2 separate regions of the Homo sapiens genome follow, and region 2 is linked to region 1. Evidence: read pairs that join two places in POLR2A ChIA-PET (ENCODE). Cell type or tissue: GM12878. All regions are shown on one strand. Each heading gives the region's core, and the rest is flanking DNA. Links, peaks and the distances in the headings are about the cores only.

Evidence for each region. Peaks named below come from ENCODE experiments on the same cell type or tissue, not always from the same donor. Only the 100,000 strongest peaks of a DNase experiment are listed, where the experiment ranks them.
Region 2: POLR2A ChIA-PET joins it to region 1 with 8 read pairs; 3 of 35 experiments call an interaction of 5 or more read pairs at or near these places.

Annotation. Positions count from the first base shown.
Region 1 is chr3:49,947,257-49,957,661 of GRCh38, forward strand. The region is part of intron 1 of RBM6 (RNA binding motif protein 6); the gene reads left to right. Among named protein-coding and RNA genes, the nearest start is that of RBM6, 12 kb to the left of the region's middle. RefSeq lists a silencer at 1-3. In GM12878, for the core only: no CTCF peak of the experiment used is centred there; no DNase peak of the experiment used is centred there.
Region 2 is chr3:50,361,383-50,371,787 of GRCh38, forward strand. CACNA2D2 (calcium voltage-gated channel auxiliary subunit alpha2delta 2) reads right to left here. Exons shown (of 38, transcript NM_006030.4): 23 at 8,938-8,998; 24 at 6,756-6,853; 25 at 6,430-6,520; 26 at 6,260-6,322; 27 at 6,012-6,115; 28 at 5,629-5,727; 29 at 5,449-5,537; 30 at 5,196-5,243; 31 at 4,885-4,956; 32 at 4,629-4,781; 33 at 4,428-4,480; 34 at 4,251-4,306; 35 at 3,974-4,100; 36 at 3,693-3,802; 2 more. The coding sequence ends at 3,284. LOC127898564 (CYB561D2-LOC101928965) reads left to right here. Exons shown (of 5, transcript NR_183066.1): 4 at 4,915-4,949; 5 at 6,414-6,815. It overlaps LOC101928965 (a long non-coding RNA gene), which reads left to right and starts at 3,981. Exons shown (of 4, transcript NR_183065.1): 1 at 3,981-4,333; 2 at 4,915-4,949; 3 at 6,055-6,139; 4 at 6,414-6,815. RefSeq lists enhancers at 3,186-3,767, 3,768-4,351, 9,889-10,405 and a silencer at 3,615-3,864. In GM12878, for the core only: no CTCF peak of the experiment used is centred there; a DNase peak (open chromatin) is centred at 3,987; H3K4me3 peaks cover 1,052 bases.

The DNA.
Region 1 (10,405 bases), core at 4,570-7,069:
AAAAAAGGGGGGGGGGGGGGGTTTTGAGCTGGGTGTGCAGGTGCACACCTGTATTCCCAGCTGCTCAGGAGGCTGAGGTAGGTGGATCTCTTGAGCCCAGGTGTTTGAGGGTGCAGTGAGCTGTGATTGCACCACTGGACTCTACCCTGGGTGACAGAGTGGCCCAGTCTCTAAAAATAAAATAAAATTAGGTTTTTGTCTGTGTTGTTGAGTTTTAGGAGTCCTTTATACACTCTAGATATTAATTCCTTGTCAGATATTTGACTTACAAATATTTTCTCTCTGTGGTTGTCTTTATACTCTGTTGATAGTGTCTTTTGATGCACAGAGGTTTTCATTTTGATGAAGTCCAATTTATCTTCTTTTTTTAAAATCTGTGCCTCATCTGCAAATATTACCAATCGAAAGTCATGAAATTTTTCCCCTAAGATTTTATAGTTTTAGCGCTTACGTTTGGGTCTTTGATCCAATTTGAGTTAATTTTTTATATATTTTTGTTGTGTAAGAGTCCCACTTTATTGTTATGCATGTGGATATTCAGTTTTCGGAGTACCATTTTCCATTTGGGAAAAAGATTGTACTTTCCCCATTGGATGGTCTTGACACCTTTGTTGAAAATCAGTTGACTAAAGTTCAAGACTAGCCTTGCCAACATGGCAATATCCCGTCTGTACTAAAAATACCACAATTAGCTGGGCATGGTGGTGCCTGGCTGTAATCCCAGCTACTCGGGAGGCTGAGGCAGGAGAATCGCTTGAACTGGGAGGTGGAGGCTGCAGTGAGCTGAGATTGCGCCACTGCCCTCCAGCCTGGGCGACAGAGCGAGACATGAGAATCTGTCTTAAAAAAAAAAGAAAATTGACCATATATGTGAGGATTTATTTCTGGTCTCTCCATTCAGTTGATTGGTCTTTATGTCTATCTTTATGTCCTTACTGCACTGTTGTGATGGCTGTAGCTAAATGGTACACTTAAAAATGGTTAAAATAGGCCAGGCACGGTGGCTCACGCCTATAATCTTAGCACTTTAGGAGGCTGAGGTGGGCAGATTGCCTGTGCTCAGGGGTTCGAGACCAGCCTAGGCAACATAGTGAAACCCCGATTTTACTAAAATACAAAAATTAGCTGGGTGTGGTGTGTGCCTGTAATTCCAGCTACTCAGGAGGCTAAGGCACAAGAATTGCTTGAGGCCTGGTGCTGTGGCTCACGCCTGTAATCCCAGCACTTTGGGAGGCCGAGGCAGGTCAAGAGATCGAGACCATCCTGGCCAATGTCATGAAACCTAGTCTCTACTAAAAATACAAAAAATTAGCTGGGTGTGGTGGCGCGCACCTAGTCCCAGCTACTTGGGAGGCTGAGGCAGGAGGATCACTTGAACCCAGGAGGTGGAGGTTGCAGTGAGCCAAGATTGCGCCACTGCACTCTAGATTGGCAGCAGAGTGAGACTCTGTCTCAAAAAAGAAAAAAAAAAAAAAGAATTGCTTGAACCCAGGAGGTAGAGGTTGCAGTGAGCTGAGATTGCACCCTGCACTCCAGCCTGGGCAACAGAGTGAGACTATTTACATACCCAATTTTTTTTTTTTTTTTTTTTTGGGATGGTGTCTTGCACTGTCGCCCAGGCTGGAGTGCTGTGGCGTGATCTTGGCTCACTGCAACCTCTGCCTCCTGGGTTCAAGCAATTCTCCTGCCTCAGGCTCTCAAGTAGCTGGGTTACAGGTACCTGCCACCACGCCTGGCTAATTTCTTGTATTTTTAGTAGAGATGGAGTTTCACTATATTGGCCAGGCTGGTCTCAAATTTCTGACCTTGTGATCCGCTGGCCTCAGCCTCCCAAAGTGCTGGGACTACAGGTGTGAGCCACCACGCCTGGTCATACCCAAATATTTTACCATAATTATACAAGAATTTATTATTTTTATTTTTTTCTTTTTAAATTCTTTAATCTTCTTCATTTGTTAATGCTTTGCTGAATCATAAAAAATTATGAAATAAAAAGAATAGGTCTTGTTGATTCTTCTTTTTACTTACCTCCCCCTACTTACCCCCTCTTACTTTATCAAAGAAAACACTTCATTTGAAACTTAACGGAAGTACATTCTCCCAGAGAGGAAAATCCTTCAGGACAACATTTTTTTTTGTTTGCTTGTTTTTTTTGAGACGGAGTCTCACTCTGTCCCCGAGGCTGGAGTGCAGTGGTGTGATCGCAGCTCATTGCAACCTCTGCCTCCCGGGTTCAAGCGATTCTCCTGCCTCAGCCTCCCGAGTAGCTGGGACTACAGGCGCCTGTCACCATGCCCTGCTAATTTCTGTATTTTTAGTAGAAACAGTTGGCCAGGATGGTTTCAATCTTATGACTTTGTGATCTGACCACTTTGGCCTCCCAAAGTGCTGGGAATACAGGCGTGAGCCACAGTGCTCAGCCAATTTTTTGTATTTTTAGTGGAGAAAAGGTTTCACCGTCTTTGCCAGGATGGTCTTGATCTCCTGACCTCGTGATCCGCCCGCCTCCCAAAGTGCTGGGATTACAGGCCTGAGCTACCACGCCCAGCCTTTTTATTTTTTTATTTTATTTATTTTATTCTCAGCCTTCTGGGTAACTGGGACTACAGGTGTATACCACCACGCTCAGCTAATTTATGTATTTTTAGTAGAAATGGGGTTTCGCCATATTGGCCAGGCTGGTTTTGAATTCCTGGTCTCAAGTGATCTGCCTGCCTCCGCCTCCTAAAGTGCTGAGATTACAGGCATGAGCCACTGGCCCAGACTACACTTAAAATTTTCAAATCGAGATATTTTGGGGGGCAAGGGTGCTTCTAGCAGCCACTAATTCCAGTTCTTGAGTGCATATTAAAGTTGCTACTGTTTAAAAGCTTGTAGTTGGATCCAGGGAGTGGGTAGGCGGTCAGAGTAACCCTTGCTTCTTGGTGTCTCCTTGATGCTCTTAGCTGAATGTCCTGTGTAGCCCACAACATTTACTTTGGGAAAAAATTAAGAGTGTTTAAAGCAGGATCAAGCTGCTGCATACCACAGCTAAAACTACTAGAATAAGACCCCTGGTTCTGTTTCATTGTTTTTTGGAGCTAAAGTCATGATTAAGAAGGATGGCCTGGGATATTGGTACTGTGCTGCTAGAGGTGCAATTCCTGGTTCTTTGCAAGATAGACCAGAGTGAAAGCATTTGTTAGGAATGTTTTTATTAATCAAGAGTGAAAGGCAAGGCCAGGCGTGGTGACTCAGGCTTGTAATCCCAGCACTTTGGGAGGCCAAGGTGTGGGATCATTTGAGGTCAGGAGTTCAAGACCAGCCTGGCCAACATGGTGAAACCCCGTCTCTACTAAAAATACAAAAATTGGCTGGGTGTGGTGGTGCATGCCTGTAATCCCAGCTACTCGGGAGACTGAGGCAGGAGAATCGCTTGAATCCGGGAGACGGAGGTTGCAGTAAGCTGAGATCATGTCACTGTGGTACAGTCTGGGTGACAGAGGGAGACTGTTTCAAAAAAAAAAAACAGAAAGAATGAAAGGCAAAACATTAAAAATAGAATTACCATGTGATCTAACAATTTTACTTCTGGATATATATCCAAAATAATTGAAAACAAAGAAAAAGAAAAACAGAGTCTCGATGAGATATTTGTACCCATGTTCATAACAGCGTTATTCACATTAGCTAAAATGTGGAAGCAACCCAACTATTCATTGATGGATGAATAGATAAGGAAAATGTGGTATGTACATATAACTGAAAAATTATTCAGTGTTAGGAAGGAAGGTAATTCTGACATATGCTACAACATGGATGAACCTTGAGGATATTATGCTAAGTGAAATAAGCCAGTCATGTAAAAGACAAATACCATATAATTTCACTTAGACACTTTGAGTAGTGAAAATCATAGAAACAGAAAATAGTTGTCAGGGATGGTGTGAGGGATGAATCAGCAGTTACTATTTCTTTTTGTTTGTTTGTTTTTTGAGATGGGGTCTTGCTCTGTTGCCCAGGCTGGAGTACAGTGGTGTGATCTTGGCTCACTGCAACCTCTGCCTCCCAGGCACAAGCCATCTTCCCACCTCAGCGTCCTCAGTAGCTGGGACTACAGATGTGTTCCACCTTGTCCGGCTGATTTGTGTGTGTGTATATGTGTGTGTGTGTGTGGAGACAAGGTTTTGCCATGTTGCCCAGGCTGGTCTCGAACTCCTGAGCTCAAGCATCAAGCAATCTACCTTTTTCAGCTTTCCAAAGTGCTGGCATTACAGACAAGGGCCACTGTGCCTGGCCTTTACTATATTTTATTTTATTTATTATTTATTTATTTATTTATTTATGTATTTTGAGATGAAGTCTCACTCTGTTGCCCAGGCTGGAGTGCAGTGGCACGATCTTGGCTCACTGCATCCTCTGCCTCCCAAGTTCAAGTGATTCTCCTGCCTCAGCCTCCAGTTATTATTATTATTATTATTATTTTTTTGTTGTTCTGTTTTTTTGAGGTGGAGTCTCGCCCTGTCGCCCAGGCTGGAGTGCAGTGGCACAAACTCGGCTCACTGCAACCTCCATCTCCCAGGTTCAAGTGATTCTTCTGCCTCAACCTCCCAAGTAGCTGGGAATACAGGTGCCCGCCACCACGCCTGGCTAATTTTTGTATTTTTAGTAGAGACGGGGTTTCACCACATTGGTCAGGCTGGTCTTGATCTCCTGATCTTGTGGTCCACCTGCCTCGGCCTCCCAAAGTGCTGGGATTATAGGTGTGAGCCCCCATGCCCTGCCTTGTTATTATTATTATTTTTATTTTTTTGTCTGAGACGGAGTCTTGCTCTGTCACCCAGGCTAGAATGCAGTGGCACGATCTTGGCTTAGTACAACCTCTGCCTCCCGAGTTCAAGTGATTCTCCTGCCTCAGCCTCCCGAGTATATAGGACTACAGGTGTGTGCCACCATGGCTAATTTTTGTATTTTTAGTAGAGATGGGGTTTCACCATGTTGGTCAGGATGGTCTAGATCTCTTGACCTCGTGATCTACCCGCCTTGGCCTCCCAAAGTGCTGGGATTACAGGCATGAGCCACTGCGCCTGGCCCCAGTTTTTGTATTTTTAATAGAGACAGGGTTTTGGCATGTTGGCCAGGCTGGTCTCAGACTCCTGACCTCAAGTGATCTGCCCACTTCAGCCTTCTGAAGTGCTGGGATTAAAGACATGAGCACTGTGCCCAGCCACTTTTACTATATTTTAAATTAGGTTACTTATCCTTTGTTTTTTTTTTTTTTTGAGACGAAGTTTTGCTCTTGTTGCCCAGGCTGGTGTGCAATGGTGCATCTCGACTCAACGCAACCTCTGTCTCCCGGGTTCAAGTGATTCTCCTGCCTCAGCCTCCCGAGTAGCTGGGATTACAGGCATGCATCACCACGCCAGCTAATTTTGTATTTTTAGTAGAGACAGGGTTTCTCCATGTTGGTCAGGCTGGTCTCAAACTCCCGACCTCAGGTGATCCACCTGCCTTGGCCTCCCAAAGTGTTGGGATTACAGGCGTGTGCCACTGCTCCTGGCTTATTTTTCTTTTTGTTACTGAGTTGAAATCATTTTTTATATATTTTAGATACAAGTCACTTACCAAATATGTAATTTGCACAAATTTTCTCCCATTCTGTGGGATGTCTTTTCATTTAAACCAAAAAATTGTAGAGATGGGGGTTTTGCTGTGTTGCCCAGGTTGGTCTTGAACTCCTGGTCTTAAGTGATCCTCTGACCTTGGCCTCAAAAAGTGCTGCGATTATAGGCATGAGCCAATGTGCGCAGCTTACCTTTTCTTCTTTTCTTTTTTTTTGAGGCAGGGTCTTGCTCTGTTGCCCAGGCTGGAGTGCAGTGGTGCAATCATGGCTTACTGCAGGCTGAAACTCCCATGCTCAAGTGATCCTCCCACTTTAGCCTCCTAGGTAACTGGGACCTTAGGGGCGTGCCATCACACCTTGCTAATTTTTTTTTTTTTTTGAGATGGAGTCTTGCCCTGTCGCCCAGGTTGGAGTGCAGTGGAGCGATCTTGGCTCACTGCAAATTCCACCTCCCGGATTCAAGTGATTCTCCTCCCTCAGCCTCCTGAGTAGCTGGGACTACAGGCGTGTGCCACCACGCCCAGCTAATTTTTGTATTCTGAGTAGAGACGGGATTTCACCACATTGGCCAGGCTGGTCTCGATCTCTTGACCTCGTGATCTGCCCGCCTTGGCCTCCCAAAGTGCTGGGATTACAGGTGTGAGTGTGAGCCACCGAACCTGGCCTTTTTTTTTTTTTTTGAGACCGTCTCTGTCACCCAGGCTGGAGTGCAGTAACATGACACAATCTCCGCTCACTGCAACCTCTGCCTTCTGGGTTCAAGTGATCCTTCTGCCACAGCCTCCTGAGTAGCTGGGATTGCAGGCATGTGCTACCACGCCTGGCTAATTTTTGTATTTTTAGTAGAGACGGGGTTTCACCATGTTGGCCTACCTGGTCTTGAATTCCTGACCTCAGATGATCTGCCCGCATCAGCCTCCCAAAGTGCTGGGGTTACAAGCGTGAGCCACCACGCCTAGCTGGACCTGACTAATTAAAAAAAAAATTTTGTAGGCTGGGCAGGGTGGCTCACACCTGTAATCCCAGTACTTTGAGAGGTGGAGGCGGGGTAATCGCCTGAATCAGGAGTTTGAGACCAGCCCGGGCAACATAACGAAACCCTAGGTCTACCAGAAATACACAAAAAAATTAGCCGAGCATGGTAGTGCACATTTGTAGTCCCAGCTACTCAGGAGGCTGAGGTGGGAGGATGGCTGGAGCCAGGGAAGCAGTGGTTACAGTGAGCCGAGAATGTGCCACTGCACTCCCGCTTGGGTGACAGAGTGAGATAAGGTCTCAGAAAAAAAAAAAAAATTTATAGGCCGGGCGCAATGGCTCACGCCTGTAATCCCAGCACTTTGGGAGGACCAGGCGGGCGGATCACAAGGTCAGGAGATCGAGACCACCCTGGCCAACATGGTGAAACCCCGTCTCCACTAAAAAAATACAAAAATTAGCTGGGCGTGGTGGCACGTGCCTGTAGTCCCAGCTACTTGGCAGGCTGAGGCAGAAGAATTGCTTGAACCCTGGAGGCGGAGGTTGCAGTGAGCCGAGATTGCACCATTGCACTCCAGCCTGGGCGACAGAGCGAGACTCCATCTCAAAAAAAAAAAAAAAAAAAATTTGTGAAGACAAGGTCTCAATATTTGCCCAGGATGGTCTGAAACTTCTGGGCTCAAGCCATCCTTCTGCCTCAGCCTCCCAAAGTATTGGAATTACAGGTGTGAGCCACTGTGTCTGGCCTATTTATAGACTCTTAATTCTGTTTCCTTGGTCTGTATGTCTATACTATGTCAGTGCCACACTGTCTTGATTACTGTAGCTTTGTGGTGAGTTTTGGAATTGGGAAGTGTCAGTCCTCTAACTTTGTTGTATATATTCTTTTCTGTTTTGCACAGATATCAGGTTACAAATATTTTGCACACTTTTTTTTTTTTTTGAAATGGAGTCTTACTCTGTCACCCAGGCTGGAGTGCAGTGGCGCGATCTCAGCCCACTGCAAGCTCCGCCTCCCAGGTTCACACCATTCTCCTGCCTCAGCCTCCCCAGCAGCTGGGACTGCAGGCGCACACTGCCATGCCCAGCTAATTTTTTTGTATTTTAAGTAGAGACAGGGTTTCACTGTGTTAGCCAGGATGGCCTCGATCTCCTGACCTCGTGATCCGCCTGCCTAGGCCTCCCAAAGTGCTGGGATTACAGGCGTGAGCCACCGCACCCGGCCTTGCACATGTTTTTAAAACTTAATACATAATAGCTTATCCTGTATCAATTAACATAGCTACTTTATTTATTCTTAGGGCCGCATAGTATTTTTTTTTCTTTCTTTTTTTTTTTTTTTTTTTTTTTTGAGACTGAGTCTCGCTCTGTTGCCCAGGCTGGAGTGCAGTGGTGTGATCTTGGCTTAAGCAACCTCTGCCTCCTGGGATCAAGCCTCGGGATCCTCCTACCTCAACCTCTGCAGTATTTGGGACTACAGACACCTGCTACCACACCCAGTTAATTTTCGTATTTTTTTGTAGAGATAGGGTCTCTATTGATGTGCATTTAGGCTTTATAATATTTATATATATATTTTTTGAAACAAAGTTTTGCTCTTGTTGCCCAGGCTGGAGTGCAGTGGCATGATCTTGGCTCACTGCAACCTTCGCCTCCCAGGTTCAAGTGATTCTCCTGCCTTAGACTCCCGAGTAGCTGGGATTACAGTTTTTAAAAAATGTATCCTAGGCTGGGCGCAGTGGCTCACGCCTGTAATCCCAGCCCTTTGGGAGGCTGAGGCGGGTGGATCACCTGAGGTTTGGAGTTTGAGACCAGCCTGGCCAACATGGTGAAACCTCGTCTGTACTAAAAATACAAAAATTAGCTGGGTGTACTGGCGGGCACCTGTAATCTCAGCTTCTTGGGAGGCTGAGACAGGAGAATCTCTTGAACTTGAGAGGCGGTGGTTGCAGTGAGCCATTGCACTCCAGCCTGGGTGTCAAGCAAAACTCTGTCTCTCTCTCTCTCTGTGTCTCTCTCTCTCTCTCTGTGTGTGTGTGTGTGTGTGTGTGTATATGTATATATATTCTGCCAATATTTTGTGATTAGAGAGTTTAAAGTATTTACATTTAAAGTAATTACTGATAAGGACTTTTGCCATTTTGCTACTACTTTTATGTTTAGCTGATTTTTTTTTTTTTGGTAGTGAAAAAAAATTTTTTTTTTTTGAGAGCATGAGACTGTTGCCTAGGCTTTGGTGAGCAAAATAGTGCAGTGCCACAATCTCAGCTCACTGCAACTTTGGGCTCAAGTGATCCTCCTGTCCCAGTCTCCTGAGTAGCTGGTAGTATAGGTGTGCCACCACCATGCCTGGCTAATTTTTGTATTTTTTGTAGAGATAGGGTTTTGCCATGTTGCCCAGGCTGGTCTCAAACTGGGTTCAAACAATCTACCTGCCTTAGCCTTCCAAAGTGTTGGGATTACAGGCATTAGCCACTTTCTGCCCCCTCCCCCGCTTTTTTTTTTTTTTTTTTTTTTTTGAGACGGAGTTTCACTCTTGTTGCCCAGGCTGGAGTGCAGTGGCATGATTTCAGCTCACTGCAACCTCCGCCTCCCGGGTTCAGGCATTTTCCTGCCTCTGCCTCCCAAGTAGCTGGGATTACAGGCTTGCCACCATGCCTGGCTAATTTTGTATTTTTAATAGAGATGGGGTTTCTCTATGTTGGTCAGGCTGGTCTCGAACTCCTGACCTCAGGTGATCCTCCTGCCTTGGCTTCCCAAAGTGCTGGGATTATAGGCGTAAGCCATCACGCCTGGCCCACGCTTTATTTTTTTATTTTTATTTTTTATTATTTATTTATTTATTTTTTGAGACGGAGTTTCGTTCTTGTTGCCCAGGCTGGAGTGCAATGGCATAATCTCAGCTCACCGCAGCCTCCGCCTCCTGGGTTCAAGTGATTCTCCTGCCTCAGCCTCCTGAGTAGCTGAATTTACAGGCATGCGCCACCATGCCCAGCTAATTTTGTATTTTTAGTAGAGACGGGGTTTCTCCATGTTGGTCAGGCTGGTCTCGAACTCCAGACCTCAGGTGATCCTCCCGCCTCGGCCTCCCAAAGTGCTGGGATTACAGGCGTAAGCCACCAGGCCTGGCCTGCTTTTTTAATTTTTTATTTATTTTTTCTTTTTAAGAGGGAGGGTCTTGCTGTGTTGTCCAGATTGGAGAACAGTGATGAGATCATAGCTCACTGCAGACTTGGATTCCTGGACTCAAGCAATCCTCCCGCTTCATTCTTTGCAAGTAACTGGAAGTGCAGACATGTGCCACCTGCCTTTTTTGTTTTTTAAATTTTTCATAGAGATGGGGTCTTGCTATATTGCCTAGGCTGGTCTCAAACTCCTGGCCTCAAGCAATCGGCTTCCTGAAGTGCTGGGATTACAGATGTTAGCCACTGGCCTGTTGTGAAAATGTTTTGACTTTCTTCTCATTTTCTTTCTTTCTTTTTTTTTTTTTTTGAAGTAGAGAGAGTCTCACTATATGGCCAATGGTGGTTTCAAACCCCTGAGCCCAAGGAATCCTCCTGCCTCAGCCTCCCAGTGCTTGTCGTGCTAGGACAACAAGCATGAGCCACTGTGCCTAGCCCCTTCTCATTTTCTTTTTCTTTCTAGTGCATAAGCAGGCAACCTTATTTTCTTATGTGTATATTCTAAAGATATGTTCTTTGCAGTTACCATGGGAATTACACTTAACATCTCACAGTTATAATCTAATTTGAATTTATACTAACTTAAGTTCCATAGTATACAAATCTCTGCTCCTATCCAGCTCCTTTCTCTTCCCTTTTCTGTTAA
Region 2 (10,405 bases), core at 3,028-5,527, 410 kb after region 1:
TGCCCAGCCCCCAGTTTTTCAGTATAGGTATGTCCCACACAATAGTTGAAACACTTCCATACTAAAAACTCGTTCATGATCTGAAATTCAAAATAGGGTGTTCTGTATTTTATCTTACAACCCTATCCAAGATTGCACGGTCTCTTGCAGGCCATGGGAGCTGTCTTGGGGGTTGTGGATTAGGCATTGCTCTGCAGCCGAACCCTGCAGAGGAGACAGAAAAAGTCTCCATCTTGGCTGAGGCCTCGAAGCCCCTTCATCTATTTAGCATCCAAGCTCCCCAACCCTTGGTGGCCACCTCTTCTCTAAAATCTTTGCTGGTTTTTAGCCTTCTCACCTGGGGGGAAAGGCTTTCTCCTCTTAGTTTGCTCATCTGTGGTATGGGGATACACTAGTACCCACCCCAGAGACTGTGGCGAGGACTCAGCCAGGTCAGTGCGCAGAGAGCAGAGTGTTGGGAGGAGAGAGAGGACTGTGGTGGGAAGGCAGGGACACCTGTGCTCTGGTGGTTACAGGTTATAATTCTCTCCACATGAGAAGATCGCAAAGGTCACACCTTCTAGGGTGAAAATGAACTAGGGCCTAAGCTTGAGAGGATTCACAAAAATGAAGTTTGGCCTATGGCTCCAGTTTAAGCAGCTGCGGCCTCAAGCTCCTGTGGGCCAGGAGGGAGCCGTTGCTGCACTTGTGGTCAGGGCTTCCTGGGCCGTAGGGACACTGGCCAGGTGCTCACTCATAGCTCCCGGCAGAGGCCCTGTCAGGCCCTGGTGGTCTGACCAGACTGCCAGATCCACCTCCCCACTAAACCAGCATCTCTGATCTGTCTTCTTCCCTCCAGGGTCCTGGCTTTCAGGCTCTGGGAGGGTGTTTGTTTTGCTTGTATTTTTTTTTTTTCTGAGACAAGAGTCTCGCTCGGTCATCCAGGCTGGGGTGCGGTGGCGCAATCTTGGCTCACTGCAACCTCCGTCTCCTGGGGTCAAGCAATTATCCTGCCTCAGCCTCCTAAGTAGCTGGGATTACAGGCGCATGCCACCATGCCTGGCTAATTTTTTTGTATTTTTAGTAGAGACGGGGTTTCACCATGTTGGCCAGGCTGGTCTCAAACTCCTGACCTCAAGTGATCTGCCCGCCTCGGCCTCCCAAAATGCTAGATTACAGGCATGAGCCACCGCACCCAGCCTGTCTTGCTTGTTTTTAAAAGACAGCTTTTTGAGATGTTATGAGACAATGTATGTCAAGGGCCTGGCACCTATTATAACTGGTGGAAGCAAGTGCCATGCCCTGTGGTTGACAGGGACCTGGGCTACCATGGTCTTCACCCCCTGCAGAGCACTAAGTGGGACTCTGAGGTCTTGGCCAACTGTCTTCATAGCTACCCAGTCCTCACCCCCAAGCTGATACAGTGGATGGGAACCATTTGAAGTGAAAATATGAACATTATTTAATAACTGATCTTCTGTAATAAACCATTTGAAAATATTTTACAAGGAATCACACACACGATATTTTACAAAGTTTCTTGACTTTTTTGTCGCTGTTGTTTTTCCAACTTGTCTGTACAAAATAGAACAACAAAAAAAGGGCAGAGAAAAGGAAATGGCCCCCCAGTCCCCCAGCCCAAGGTGAGGGGCAGCCAGGTCGGGTGGGTAATGAGAAGGATTAGACCCAGCTGGGGGTTAGACAGCTACCTGATGGGGATTGTTTTGTCTGTTTTTCTGTTTTTTAAACTTAAAATATATATTTTTCTGTATATGTTTATATTCTCCATTGAGCACCTGACTACACTACAGTTACACGCACGCCCCCGAAGGACACAGCTGGCATCCAGGCCGGGTGCACATGGACACCCACCCTGGCACCAGCAGTGGGCATGGACCACACACACACACTGAGAAAGCGACAAGCAACATGACATTAATTAACGAAGCCATTAATTAATGCATCACCCTCCCCCTCCTCCCAGTCCATCTGAGCCCCATCACTATATCCCCTTGCCCTCAGTTCCCCACTGGCCCCCAGGCTGGGATGCCTTTGGGGGAAATGACCAGAATGAATGGTGTGAAGAGCTGTGCCCAGTCCCCACCTGTGTGTGTGTGTGTGTGTGTGTGTTCAGCAAGGGAGGGACAGTTTGGCCTCCTGCAAGCAGGGAGTGTGTGTGTAGGGGTGGGAAGGAGATAGGGAGTGGGCACAGGCCTGAGTGTGTAAGGGCCAGATTGGCGGAAGGATGGCCCAGCCAGGAGAGACAAAGTCACCCCTGCTAAGGCAAAGGGTGATGTCTGGTGGGGGTTCCTCTGCCGAAAGGTGCAGGCAGTGGCATGTGGTCCCACTGGGGGCCTGACACTAGTGAGAAATGGTTACAATGAGCACCTGGAGAGGTGAGGGGGCACTTGGAGGACACTGGTGGCTAGGGGTGGGACAGAGGGTTCTTCACCCCCTGCCCCAGCATTTGGCACTGTTTGACATTCAGCTTTAGAAATGGGAGGACCAGCCAGGCTGCAGCTCAGATTAGAGGCAGGTGGTGAGCAGGAGATGGAGTGTGCAGGTGCCAACCCTCCCACCAACCCCTCGCCCTGTGTAAGGCTTTGTAAGCCCCTACACCCACCCCACCCCATAGTGTGTGTGTTTGTGCGTGTGCCCAGTGGGGTATGTCGAATGTGAGTCCAGTTTCCATCCTCAATGTTCCAGGTGTATATGGGGTAGTGTCTGAACTGGTATCACTGTGACTATCCTGACACCTGGTGGGCTTGGGGATGTGGCTGTAGGCCTGAAAGGGGCAGGAGCCCATGGGGGCTGCCCCAGAGCCTCTCTCCTGCTAGGATTTAAGCTGGGAGGCACAGGCTTCAAACTGGCCATCTCACCTTCCTCCACTATTCTCACAGAAACCAAGTTTGGGCTTGGGTGGGGCAGAGAGGCCGGGTCAGCTGAGGCAGGGTCCCCCCCAACATAGGCAGCCTCCAGGAAGGGCGGCAGCAGAGGCCTGGTTTTGGCACCAGTGCGTGTGGCCTCCCTGTCCCATCCCACTGGGGGGAGCCCAGCAGGCAAGAAGGGTCTGGGGACACTTGAACAGTTCGGAGGTGAGATGTGATTTGGGTGCCAAACACCTGCGGCGTCCCGCTTTGGGACTCCCCATCCCAAGGCGCAGACCAGACTCTCAGGGCCTGGCCAGCTCAGGTCCTTCAGTGAGGGAGGGACGAGGCTCTAAGGCGGGGAGTGTGGGGCAGGAGGGTGGGAAAGGCGAAGAGGCCGGGTGAGGTGGGAGTGGAGGTGGGGTGGGGCAGGGTGCTCAGAGGCGGCGAGAGGCGTGGACGAGGACTTGAGGCTGCGGCCGGGGCGGCAGGCCCAGGAGGAGCAGCAGTTGCAGGGAGACCAGGACGCCCAGCGACGGCGGGAAGGAGGCCCCGCGGCCACAGTCTGAGGTATCTTCCTGCGGGGAGAGACAAGGAGCTGGTCGGCCTGGGCGGGCGCAAGGCCGCGGGATTTCGGGTCCACCGCCCCCTCTCCTCACTGTCGCGTTGTAGTCGAAGCAGATGTGCGGGCCTCTCCGGTATCGCGGTCTCTGCACTAGCTCACACTGCTCCGGGCCGTCCGCTGGGCATGGGTGGGGAGTCAAGGAGGCGGACGGCGGCGGCGGCACGGAGGGGGCGCGCGGGGCAGAGGGGGAGCGGGCGGCGGGGAGGGCGGGGGCAGGATACAGTGCGTCTCCTTCTGCAGCAGCCGGCCAGCCTCGCACTGGCTGCACAGCGGCTTCTCGGCCACCACAAAGAGAAGATTGGTGTTGGTCAGTCTCTGCGCGTGGAACAGCCTGCGGGCAGCCCGGAAAGGCGGGGCGTTGAGTTTGCCCCGCCCTGACCCACCCCCATCCTGCGGCCCCGCCCCCGGCCGCTCGGAGGCCCCGCCCCTTCCATCCTCCCGAGCGTCTCGCCCCGCTCACAGGTTCCGCCCTTGGCCTCTGGTCCCGCCCCACTGCCAGCACCTGGAGCAGTTTCCGCAGTCGATGATGGCGTTGTAGGAGGCGTTTACCGAGCCGAAGTAGTACTGGGTCTGTTTCATGACGCAGCTGCTCTCGCGCGTCTCGGGGCTCCCCTCGGCCTCCGCGGGGTCTGCGAGGGCCCAGAGCGCCTCAGCTCCGCCCACAGACCCTGGCAAGGTCTCCGGCCTCCCTCAGTCGTAGACCCCACCCTCCCCATGGAGTCGTCTTAGCTCAGATTGGGGACCCGGACTTGAGGAGGCGCCTCCAAAGCCCTACCTACCTGCTTGGAACCAGCTGTGGTAGATGAGGCCGTAGAGAAGCTGCTGGAACAGGGACCTGCAGCGCACGGGGAGCCGAGTGCAGGTGGTCAGCAGAGGACGATGCCATGCCCTACTTCTCTTCTGAGCCCTCCCGGCCAGGGAGCACCTTCTCTACCCACCTCCCGCTCAGGACTCACCAGGCGGCAGCAGAGGTCCACCAGGCCAGGTTAAGGAAATCTGCAACGGTGGGCTGCAGTGGAGAGAGGGGCGTGGACTGCCACTGCTGCCCCTCGCCCTAGGTCACCCCCAGCTTTATCAAATGTCAGAGGTAGGGGGTCATCTGTGGGCAGGTCTCCCAGTCCCCCCCATCTCCAGTCCAGGCATCTCTGGGGACTCACCACAAAGACACCCCGGGGTGCAGCACCCAGGTTGCCAGGGGGCTGAGGGGCACAGGCTGCCTGATAGTCATAGGACTCCTTGCGGGTGTAGAAGGAGTTATTGTAGAGTGCCAGCATCAGGTTGGCATCCACCTCACTGAAGAACCTGCCCACCTGAGGATGTCAGGAGAAAGCCATGGTCACAGGGCTGGCAGTGCTACACCCCTAGAAGGCTCAAATCCCTACTCTCTTCTTTCACTCTCTTCCTGATCCTCACCTGGTCCCACTGATGGTTCTGGTTTGACAGCACCAGGAATCCTCCATCATCAATGAGGACACAGAGTAAGTCCTAGGAGGAAGGGAATGGGGAGGAAAATGGAGAGGGGCTGGGCCCCGGACCTTCCACCGCAGGCAGTCCAGTGGTTCAGAGTTGGGGGGCATCACTCCCCCAGTCCTGGGAAGGCTGTGAAGTCAGGGTGGGGATGTTGAGACCCACAGGCCAAGGGATGTGCTGGGAGTCGCGGCTGGGACTAGGAAGTCTGGAAGTGGGGTAAGCTAGGGTCCAGGGTAGGTTCAGGGCACACACACCTCATTGTTAACCTCGCAGTCCATCTCACAGTGGCTGTTGGGGCCGCACTGCTGGGCAGAGAGTGAGGACCGTAAGCCACCCACCAGTTTTCCTCCCTCCCATCACCTTTCATACATCCGGTTCCCCAGGCCATCTGCAGCTGGCCCTGCCTCCATGTAGGTGTTGGAGCCACTGAGTGGAGGGTTGGTGGGGGTTCCAGGGGACTCCAGGAAGGGCACTGCTGGGTTACTGCCCCCGCCCCTGCCCAAATACCTTCTGAGGCTGGTCTTGGTGGGTACGGTTGCTGGCTAGCACCTTGAACTTCTCAGCCCAAGCCTCTAGGTCCAGCTTGACGCCCACCACTTTGGGGGAGAGCAAGGGACCATCAGTGCTACCTGCCCAGGCAGTACCCTGTCCATTGCCTGTTTCCCCACCTCTGTCCCAAACATTCACCTGCTGGCCTCAGTGTGCGCCTGCCTAGGCTGAGCTCCACAGCTGTGCTGACGAGGATGCCCACAGTGTCATTCTCCAGCTCCAGCGGCCTTAACAGGGCTGGGGGTTGGGTGGGGAAGTCAGGAGTGGGGTCTGGCGGCCACACTGACCACTCTATGCTGGGTCCTACAAACCCAGCAGTCCAATCCCGGGATGACTCCAGCCCAAGCACCCAGCACTCAGGACAGTGTTTGGCACAGTCTATCCCTCTTTTCACGTCTGCCCTGGCCTCAGCCAGCCTTGTGTTGGAGAGGGGCCTCAGACAGCAGAGCCCAGTTCTGGCTGAGCAGACAGGGAAGCTGAGGCTCCCTGCCTGCTGCTGGGCACACTGCGGGGACACTCACCATCCTGGTGTGGGGGCTTGAAGACATAACCGTGGTTATCCAGGCTGCGGCGGTAGAAGCTGGCATTGAAGGGCTCAGGGTTCTCTGTCCAGTCCTCAGCTGCCCTGGAGCACCCAAGAGGCAGACTGGTAGGTAAGGGGTGGCTTGTCGGGGACAGTGGTCTCCACAGATGCAAGGAGGCCTCTGGGCAGAACAGATGCAGGTTCCCTGGCAGGGGCAGGGTTTGGGTAGTGGGATAGGTCACTTACTTGTTGGGGAAGACTCGGGTGATGCCACCGTCTGTGGCAGCGAACACGGCCAGTAGGCTGTACCTGGGGGTAGCAGGGGGGTGGGGTCACAGGCCTGCCTTCTGCTGGGCAGGTCCAGGGCCTCTGGGCCCATCCTAGCCTTCTGCCCCCACAGGCTGGGTGATGCCTACGTGTTGAGATCCTGGTCCCTCCACACACGCTCTACCAGCTGCTGCGTGATGCCCGTGTCCAAGATCAGGTTGTGCAGAAGGAAGTTGTTGCCTGGAACAGGAGGGGAGGGGTGGGGGTGGGGGCATCTTCTTGCAGCTCCTTGCCCACCCTCACCCCCACCCTTAAGGCTCCACCAGGAGCCTCCTCCATGACCTGGCCCTGGCCCAGGCCCAGCCCTTAGCTTGTGCCTGCTTATTTCCACACCTGCCCGGCCTCTGGGTTCCTCTGGGCTGGCCCCATGCTGCCTGGGCACTGCCCAGAGCCAGCTGCCCTGCCAGGCACTCACACTGCTTGGAGTCTGGAGTCACTTTCTCCATGAGCTCAATAAAGTTTTTCAGGAACTCGGTGTTGTTGTCTGAGGCATTCAGGTCCTTGCAGTACTCTCTAGGGATGGGGAGGGGCAAGAAGAGTGGGCTTGGGGGGCTGGACAGGGCAATGGGGTCAAGGCTTCCCAACAGGCCCACTTGGCCATTCACTGAGAAGCCTGGGCCTCAGGGAGGGGCACATGGGTTCTTCCTGGCTGCAGCTGCTACATGCCTGGCAGGCTGCTCGGGTCTGAGTCGGGGCAGAGCTGACACAAGAATGAGGGTCTACTTTCTCCATTCGGGCAGCTGCTTTCTCCTGGGCATGGCTCCGCAGAGCCTCCCGTCTCTCCGGTGTAGCTGGACCCAGATAGTGCACCTGAAAGGCCCCAGGAAATGCCTGGCGGCCTGCTCATCCACGTGTATGCCCTAGAGCATTCCCATGGGCACCAGATGGGACCCAAGTACAAGCACTGGCTTTTTGTCAGCCTAAGACCTCACCCTGCCTCTTCCTGGCTGTGTGCCGTTAGGTAACTCACTCACGCTCTCTGACCCTCGCTTTTTTCATCATAGCACAGAGGGTGTCAGAAAGTCAGTGGGAACATGTGGGTCCTCCGACTGGCTGTTCCCTCTGCCTGGAATGCTCCTCCCCTCAAGACCCTCACTGCATTCAGGCTCTGGGTCCAGAGAACATGGGGCTGTGGGGCGTGAGGGGGTCTGCTTGGGGCTTGCTGCCTAGGAAGTCTTGGGAGCAATCCCTCTACCCTGATAGGTGGAGCTCTCTCTCGCTCGACCCCTCATTCATACCTCTGCCACCAGGGACCGCTTCATTGTCCCATATGGCACTAACTGTGGGGCTTTTGAACGTGTGCCACTTCCCCAAGCTGTGGTAGGGCTCATGGCTTGGTAAGGGCACATGGAACTGGGTCTCAGGCCCCACTCTCTCCTTGGCCCCCAGGGCCTTTGTGCAGTGTACAGCCTGCACCTCTGTGCCTAGAGGCCACATTGGACACACCCAGGGTGACACCCACACGACTGTGCTTGAGATACACCAAGTCACTTGCAGTCTCTCCTGTATACACAGTATGCACGTGCACATTTGTGAGGTACTTCATTCACTCACCCTCCACGTATTTATTGAGCTCTTCTGAGCCACAGACACAGAGATGACAAAAACGAATAGGGTCCCTGCCTTCAAGAGAGCTTCCTCAGGGTCATGTGGGCCACATAGGTCTTTTCACACCTTCCCACATTCACTAACACACAGAGCCACCCCCACATTTATGCTCAGACTCTTACATATGTACATGGTGACTCACAAATACACACATCTACAGAGAGAGTCACAGAGAAACTGGGTGCATGCACATACGTGCACACACGAAGGTGAGGCATGTCCAGAGCCCCCGTGTGCTGCCTTCCAGTGCCCCTGGGTCTCTTGTCAGCTGCATCCACCCACCTGCCCTCATCCCAAGCCTGGGTCATGGAAGGGCTTCAGCACCCAGGGGACCCGGCCTCCCCAGACATGGGCCAAAGGCAGACGGTGTGTACATGAGAACGTGTGTGTGCACACTGAGCGTGCACTCCGGGATGGTCCAGGCCTGGGCTTGCTCGGGGCCCCGTCTCCTCATCTGATGGAGCAGCTCCTCAAAGCCCCCACTCTCCTCCCCCAACCCCCCAAGTGAAGTACCACGCCTAGACCCGGCACTGCCGACAGGGGCTCTGGCTGGCTCGGCCCCCAGACCCACACGAACACCGACTGACACAGGACAACGATGGGGTGCGGGGTTGGGGGGATGGGCAGGACACCACAAACCAGAGCAGCAGCTGCCTGGCGAGGGGTGGGCATGCCACAGACAGCCACCCCAGGGCGGAAAGGGCTCCTGCCTGGTTGCCTGGGAGGGCAGGGAAAGTCAGCAGATGAGTCTGGAGCCCTCCTGCCCCGGCCTGGTGGGAGCTAGGGCCGTGAGGCAGCTGGCCACTGCTGCCTGGTGCGGTACATGGCCTGGGTATGCACACAGCCGCGCATACCGGGCGATGTATGGGGGCCGGGGGATGACACTGCACAGGACACAGACACACAGAGCTCCAGGCAGCAGTGCAGGAGGTGGGGCCGGGGCGGTCAGGGTAGGGGAGGACACCTCAGCAAGGCCACACGCAAGCTACCTGGGAGCAATGAAAACGTGTCCTTCAGACTCAAAGCTGCTGGGGAGCAGGAACTCAAAATCTGCAACAGAAACGGGGGGTTATCCGGCGGGGGCTGGGGAGGCTGGAGGCCGGGGGGCTCAGAGCTGACGGGGCTGGAAGGACAGGGGAGAGGGGGGCTGGAGGGAGGGGGAGACACCAGCAAAGAGGAAACCCGCCATTTCCACGTCCAGGAGCCAGAGAGAAGGGACGGGCAGGGAGGGTGGAGGGCCTGTGGAGACTACAGCATCGCAGGAGGAGGGCAGTTATAGCCAATATGTTGCCCGGGCCTGGTCCTCTGTCGGCAGTGAGTCCCTTGGCGTGGCTGTATATGCTTCCATACGGCTGTATAGCACATATACACGGACACACACACACACATATATATACACACACTGCTATATATATGCATGGTCTGGGGGAGGCGCCAGTCTCGCTCTTATCACATCCATAATGGAAAAAACCGCATGCTGAGCTTCCTTTGCCTCCAAAGAGACTTTGAGGAAGGGAATTGGCTTTTGGCTGCGGATTTTTCTCTCTCTTTCTTTGCCGCAGCTGTTTGCGTTTTGGTAGGTCTTGCTTTTGTTCTGTGTCAGGCATCAACATGGCCAAACCGAGGGGGTTTCTCACGGGCACAAACAGTCCAACCAGAGACGGGTCGGGGCAGCTGAGGGTTCACTGCAGTGCATTGTCGGGGCTGGTGGTCCTCCCTGGGCTAGGAGGTGAAGGGAGACCCTCAAAGTGCCAAGGAGTGTTCCCACAGTGTGGGAAGAAAGTCTGAGGAGCTGGAAGGAGGACAGGGGTGCTGCTGGAAACTGTACCTGCTTCCCTTGGCTAAGGGCGTGGAGACGGGCTGGGTCTCCACCCTTCCTAAAACCTGTCTGGGCTCCAGGCAGCCATGGGGGATGCTAGGGCTCCAGAGAGGGCATAGGGCTGCTGTTGAGGCATCCCCAGTTGGGCCTGTGCCCTGGGCTTATGAGCTGTGCATGTGTGGGTGAGTGAGCATGCATGTGTGTGTGTGTGTGTGTGTGTGCCTAAGTGTGAGTATCTCTGTATGGGTTTGAGAGTGAACCTGAGGATGTGGCCGCTGGGGCTCCTCTGTGGCCTCTCCCTGCCCAGCTGGACTGGCCACCTTGCTGGTCTGCACCTGGGAGGGGTCCCTCTGCTCTTGGCCTGTCTCACTGTGGGTGGTCCACCTTCTTAGCCTGTCTCCACTTCTGAGCTCTCTTTTGCTCCCAGGGCTTTAATTGTATAGAAGACAGATTGTCCCTGATACCAAATACTCCCACAATGCACTGCAAGATTCTGGGGAAGGGGGCACTTGGGGTGCTTGGAGGGGCTGGGCAGTCACTGGTTGGACTGTTCCTTTCTGATAGGACTGTGAGGCAGGGTTTGGACACAAGCCGATGGGGAAGGGGTTGGGGGGAAGAGGAGAAGGAGGAAAAAGAAA